Regions from separate parts of the Homo sapiens genome. Here region 2 is linked to region 1. Evidence: chromatin contacts called from ENCODE Hi-C or POLR2A ChIA-PET data. All regions are on one chromosome and are shown on one strand. The core of a region is the stretch at or near the end of the contact, and the rest is flanking DNA. Distances in the headings are between cores, read along the strand shown. Region 1 holds the start of ATCAY (ATCAY kinesin light chain interacting caytaxin). Region 2 holds the start of NMRK2 (nicotinamide riboside kinase 2).

The links. A loop is a pair of places that touch in the nucleus more often than their neighbours do. ChIA-PET counts read pairs that join two places held with the same protein, here RNA polymerase II (POLR2A).
Region 2: POLR2A ChIA-PET joins it to region 1 with 40 read pairs in WTC11. The contact joins the promoter of NMRK2 here to the promoter of ATCAY in region 1. A Hi-C loop is called at or near these places in 1 of 37 single-sample maps with no recorded cell type. POLR2A ChIA-PET finds 5 or more read pairs at or near these places in 8 of 52 experiments (A673, H1, K562 and 3 more).

The regions. Positions count from the first base shown.
Region 1 is chr19:3,879,235-3,882,371 of GRCh38, forward strand. ATCAY (ATCAY kinesin light chain interacting caytaxin) reads left to right here and starts at 1,451. Exons shown (of 13, transcript NM_033064.5): 1 at 1,451-1,774. RefSeq lists an enhancer at 1,126-1,656.
Region 2 is chr19:3,931,376-3,934,391 of GRCh38, forward strand. NMRK2 (nicotinamide riboside kinase 2) reads left to right here and starts at 1,694. Exons shown (of 8, transcript NM_170678.3): 1 at 1,694-1,803; 2 at 2,083-2,322. The coding sequence starts at 2,297.

The DNA of each region.
Region 1 (3,137 bases), core at 201-2,700:
ATCCCAGCACTTTGGGAGGCCAAGGTGGGCGGATCACCTGAAGTCAGGAGTTCGAGACCAGCCTGGCCAACATGTTGAAACCCCGCCTCTACTAAAAATACAAAAAAAAAATTAGCCAGGTGTGGTGGTGTGTGCCTGTAATCCCAGCTACTTGGGAGGCTGAGGGAGGAGAACCACTTGAACCTGGGAGTCGGAGGTTGCAGTGAGCCAAGATCGCACCACTGTACTCCAGCCTGGCAACAGAGCGAGACTCCACCTAAAAAAAAAAAAAAAAGAAAGAAAGAAAGAAAGAAAGAAAGAAAGAAAGAAAGAAAGAAAGAAAGAAAGAAAGAGAAAGAAACACATAGGGAGCTTTTCTTGTGCCCCAGCACTGTGTTTAGTGCTGTCTATGCATTATCTCATAATGTGGAAAAGCCATAGCGGCTCCATTTCACAGATGAGAAAAACTGAGGCCCGCAGGTGAGATCACTCATGCCCACTGGTCTGCCAGCTGGGGAGTGGCTGGGCTAGAGTTCAAACCCACTTCCAGTCCGACTGCACGGCCTGCACTCTCCACCCTACCATCTTCCACAGTCTCCTTGAATTCCTCCAGGGCGAGGCCACGCCAGCGCACAACTGCAGGGGGCGCCGTTCCCACAGCAGCCCTGCAAAGTGAGTGTGCCTGAGAAACTTCCGCCTCCCCTGCACCCAGCCCTGTTTAGGGCACGAGGCTGAATCAATGGTAAGTGACCATCTAATGGACCCACAACACGGTGACCTGGGGACAGTCATTTCTTTCTTTTTTTTTTTTTTTCTTTGAGACAGAGTCTCCCTCTGCCGCCCAGGCTGCAGTGCAGTGGCGCCATCTCGGCTCACTGCAACCTCCGCCTCCCAGGTTCAAGCGATTCTCCTGCCTCAGCCTCCCGAGTAGCTGGGATTACAGGCGCACGCCACCACGCCTGGCTAATTTTTGTATTTTCAGTAGAAACGGGGTTTCACCATGTTGGCCAGGCTGGTATCGAACTCCTGACTTCAGGTGATCCTCCCTCCTCGGCCTCCGAAAGTGCTGGGATTACAGGCGTGAGCCATGGCATCCGACCTGGGGACAGTCATTTCTTTGCCTGCACAGACTTTTTGGGGGATGCCACCCCTCACCCCTGCTCCCTTTGCAAGGAGAAGTGCCAAGAAGACCTTTCCCAACTCCCCCACCCCCCATTCTCTAAGGAATGAGGCCATCTTGCCATTTATTTATTTATTTGTCCGTTGTTTTGTTTTTAAATCTCTGATGCGCCATCAGAAAATTATTTCTGCCTCTGCCCCTGGCGTGGCTTTCGGAGATGCTTGTCTGTCAGCCAATGGGGAGGATCGGATTCTGGCAGGGGGCTGTGCTTTTCCGTCAGGCCGCCACCCCCCACCCCCTCCTCCCTGCACACAAAAGCAGCATAAATTAACCGTCTTCGGGAAGCCGAGCCTCTGCCAGCCCTGAGCTGGGAAGAAGCAGCTACCTCGGAGGCAGGGCGCGCAGGCGGGCGGCGATGAGAGGGGGCGCAGCCGCAGCCCCGCGCTGGGGAGCCCACCGCTAACCCTGCACCCCACCCACCCCTGCACAAAAGAGCTGGCGGGCGCTGGCCACGTCGCCCTGGGTGACCTTCCTCGGATGCAGAATCCGCCCCTGCGAGCATCCTCTTCCTCCTAGGCTCTGAAGGCCCGGGGAGCGTGAGCGATGCCCAGCTGCACCCGGGCAGGGCTCGCCTTTGTTTGCCAGTAAGGAGGAGAGGCTGTCTCAGCTGCAGAGGTGAGTGCGCGCATCTCCCCTTCTCCCAGGATAAACCGTCTCCCTGGAAGGTTTATCCGGCAGCCTTTGCCGCCTCTAAATCCCTTTCCAGCAGATGGGGCGGGTGGGAGCAGAGAGCCACGGTCTTGTGACTCCGTGAAGGCCCTCACATCCCTGTTCCCGGTACCAGGGAAAACCGTTCCCTGAGCTGCGCCCAGCAACACAGTTTACCTTCCGCGCGCACCGTTCCCCTCTAAGTGCACCATTTTCAGGACACGCTGAGAGCTCGGGCGGATGAAAACCTCAGCTTCTCTCTGGGACGCTGAAATAGACCCATCCTAGCCCTATGTATTTCCTATTTATAACGCTAGGAAGGCCACCAGCCGACGATTTCGGGAAAAAAAAAAAAAAAAAATCTAAGTGTGTCGATAAAGGCTGTCCTGTGGGGTGGGGAGGAAGGGGGTGGTTTATGGTTTAAGACACAGATGCCTCCTCCTTATTGGAACTCGTATGTGATTTGTTAATAATCAGACATCAGGGCTCAAATGAGCGCTTCACTCCCGTTCCTTGATGTCACTGTCTTCTTTTGGCCGTCCCCAAATGCGAAGCCAGGATCTGAGTGCAGGAGTGTCCGGGGCCCACTGAGGACCCACCCCACCCCATCCTTAGAAGACTGTGGAGTCAACGCCTGTGGCTGCAGCTGGCAGGGGGTGGGGGTCGGGGGCGGGGCTGGTGGGAGTGTTCCTGGGGGCTGAGGTCACACCCAGCTCAGTATAAGGAAGGGAGAGGCGAAGACCCCTTCCTCCGGAGAGCAAATGCGTTTCTACTGCCGAGGAGAACTTACCCTCGCGGGAAGGGCCTGGCTGGCTGCTGCCACCGCCCCCCCCCCGACCCCATAGCATCCAGGAGGGATTTTTTTTTTTTCCATGCTGCGTGTTACTGTCCCTCCTCCAAGCATGAATGACGACATTGAGGACAGAGAATCGAGTGAGAAACGCTCACCCTGTACGGGGGAGGGTCTAGTTTTAGCCGTCCCCTCCCCCCACTTCCTCATCTGGCTGAGGCTGCCTCTGGGTCCTTCCTTGCTAAGCCACAGTCCCCTGTCCCCGATGCAAACCCGATATCTATGCTGGGGGGCTGCAGGTAACCTACTCCACAGAGAGGCAGCCTGGATGCCATGAGAGTTGGGGGCCTTAGATGCTTCATGTATTTGGTTTTTTTGAGACAGGGTCTTGCTATCTTGCCCGGGCTGGTCTTAACCTCCTGTGCTCAGGCGATCCTCGCAAAGTGCTGGGATTACACGTGTGAGCCACTGCCCCCAGCCAGATGCTTTATCTTTTATTTTATTTTTTGAAGTAGGGTCTCTGTTGCTCAGGCTGGAAAG
Region 2 (3,016 bases), core at 444-2,943, 52 kb after region 1:
AGCTCTGGCCACAGACATAGCCACCCCGCTGCACTGCCACAGATCCTGTGGCTGACTGCTTTTTCTGAGCTTTCCTCATGAATACCCCAAGATTTCCAGTCCATTTTGCAAAAGCTCTTGAAGTCCAGGGTCACAATTCTGTTAACAGGACTCATAAAGTACATCATTGGTCGGGCGTGGTGGCTTAAGCCTGTAATCCCAGTACTTTGGGAGGCCAAGGAGGAAGGATCACTTGAGGCCAGGAGTTAGAGACCCGCCTAGGCAATGTAACAAGACCTCATCTCTTAAAAATTCTCTCTCTCTTTGGTGTATTGATCTCTTACTGCATACAGACATACAAACTTGGCCATCCTATCACCCCACCTTCCTAGTCACTTCCCATCCTCTGATCACCCCCCTGCTCCTGGGCTATAATTTCCCACTTTTCCTTGTATTGGTGGAAAGGGAGAAGATTGAATTCAATCTCCCTCCCATACTACAAAACCCCATGGTAGTAGTCCCTCACCCGCCTCAACAAAGTCAGCCTTACTGTTTTAAGAAGCATCAGAAAAATTATTTTCTGGTGGGGAGAGGCGTCACATGCCTGTAATCCCAGCACTTTGGGAGGCCGAGTTGGAGGAATCATCACGTGAGGCCAGGAGTTCAAGACCAACCTGGGCAACATGGCAAGACCCCATCTCTACAAAAAATTTTAAAGTTAGGTGTGGTGGTGCGAACCTGTAGTCTCAGCTGCTCGGGAGGCTGAAGCAGAAAGATCGCCCCAGTGTGAGAAGTTGAGGCTGCAGTGAGCTGTGATCACATCACCACACTCCAGCCTGGGCCACAGAGCGAGACCCTGTCTCAAAAAATTCAAAAATGTAGGCTGGGCATGGTGGCTCACACCTGTAATCCCAGCACTTTGGGAGGCCTGAGGCGGGCAGATCACCTGAGGTCAGGAGTTCAAGACCAGCCTGGCCAACATGGTGAAACCCCGTCTCTACTAAAAATACAAAAATTATCTGGGCGTGTTGGTGCTCGCCTGTAATCCCAGCTATTGGGGAGGTTGACGAAGGAGAATTGCTTGAACCTGGAAGGCAGAGGTTACAGTAAGCCAAGATGGTACCACTGCACTCCAGCCTGGGTGACAGAGCAAAACTCTGTTTCAAATTTATTTATTTTTATTTTATTTTATTTTATTTTTTTGAGACGGAGTCTCGCTCTGTCGCCCAGGTTGGAGTGCAGTGGCACAATCTCAGCTCACTGCAACCTCTACCTGCCAGGTTCAAACGATTCTCCTGCCTCAGCCTCCCAAGTAGCTGGGACTACAGGCGTGTGCCACCATGCCCAGCTAATTTTTTTTGTATTTTTAGTAGAGACGGGGTTTCACCATGCTGGCCAGGCTGGTCTCGAACTCCTGACCTCGTGATCCGCCCGCCTCGGCCTCCCAAAGTGCTGGGATTACAGGCGTGAGCCACTGCACCCGGCTCCATCTGAAATTAAAAAAAAAAAATTAAAACATTTAATAAGAGAATACTTTTTCCCTTTACCAGTAGAAGAGAGAAGCAGCAGAGTGTCATTCCTCCCCATTACCCCCTCCCCGCCCCGCCGGCCCCCAGTCAAATGACTCCACCCACAAGGCAGGCACGGGATGAATGGTCCCTGGTGTCACGCTGAGATCCTGTGGCTGGGCCCCCGGTCACCTGGGCAAGGCTATCTTGTGATTCACTGCTAAGGATCTTAAGCCCACCTTGGCCCTGACCTCGTTGGAAAACGAAGCTCCCCGCAGGGTCCCGGCCTCTAGGGCTGCTGTGCGGGCGGGGGTGGGTGAGTTCGCTTCCTTGACGCCACGAGAACCAGTCTTAATGTCAGGGTCAGGCCATAGGACACAGAGAGCGGGATATTTTTAGGGAGGGAAAAGTGTGGGGCTGCTGATCTGAGCTCTCTGGCCAGGAGGAGGGAAGAGGGTGGGGGTGGAGAGGAGGGAGGAGGGGGTAAGAAGGGGAGGAGAGGGGAGGAGGGAGTGGAGAGAGGGCAGGGAGGTGGGAGGAGGGAAGAGGCAGCCCCCTGCCCGGCCAGCTCGTGACTAATTTAGGCAAAAGGCAGCCTGGAGCTATTTCCATTCGGCGGCGGGAACAGGTGCCGGCGCCTCCGCCCCATCCCCAGGGGCCGCCTCCCCCGGGGCGGCCTCCAGGCTGCCGAGACCTATAAAGGCGCCAGGTTTTCTCAATGAAGCCGGGACGCACTCCGGAGCGCACTGCGTGGTCGCACCCTACCCGGGCTGCCTTGGAAGTCGTCCCCGCCGCCCCTCCGCACCGGCATGAAGCTCATCGTGGGCATCGGAGGGTGAGCGCCGGGGGACCTGGTGGGCGGCCCTGCGGGGCAAAGCCCCCTGTGCGCGCAGAGGGGGAGGCCCGGGAATGAATGGAGGGATGCCTGGCGCCTGAGGTCACCTACACGCCGCCCGAGGTCAGAGTGCAGGGAGGATTTTCTGCCCTGGGGGTCTCGGTGTCCCCAGTGGGAAGGGGGGCTGGACACTGAGCCCAGTGTTTCATTTTTTAAATGGAAATGATTCCCGCCACCTTCCAATTATACTCAGCATAAAAAAAAAATAGACCAGACACGGTGGCTCAGGCCTGGAATCCTGGCACTTTGGGAGGCCGAGGCGGGTGGATCACCTGAGGTCAGGAATTTGAGACCAGCCTGGCCAACACGGTGAAACCCCGTCTCTACTAAAAATACAAAAATTAGCTGGGCACGGTGGTGCATACCTGTAATCCCAGCTACTGGGGAGGCTGAGGTGGGAGAATCGCTTGAATCCGGGAGATGGAGGTTGCAGTGAGTGCGATCATGCCACTTCACTCCAGCCTGGGCGACAGAGTGAGGCTGTGTCTCAAAAAAAAAATCAGTAGGGACAGAAAATTAACTAAAGCTCCAGTGAACCCTCCTCCCGCCTCGTGGCTGTCCTGGCTAAATCGGGGACTGACACGTGGGCAGGTGGGATGGGGTCCCCAAAATGTCATTCCACATGACTGTGCCT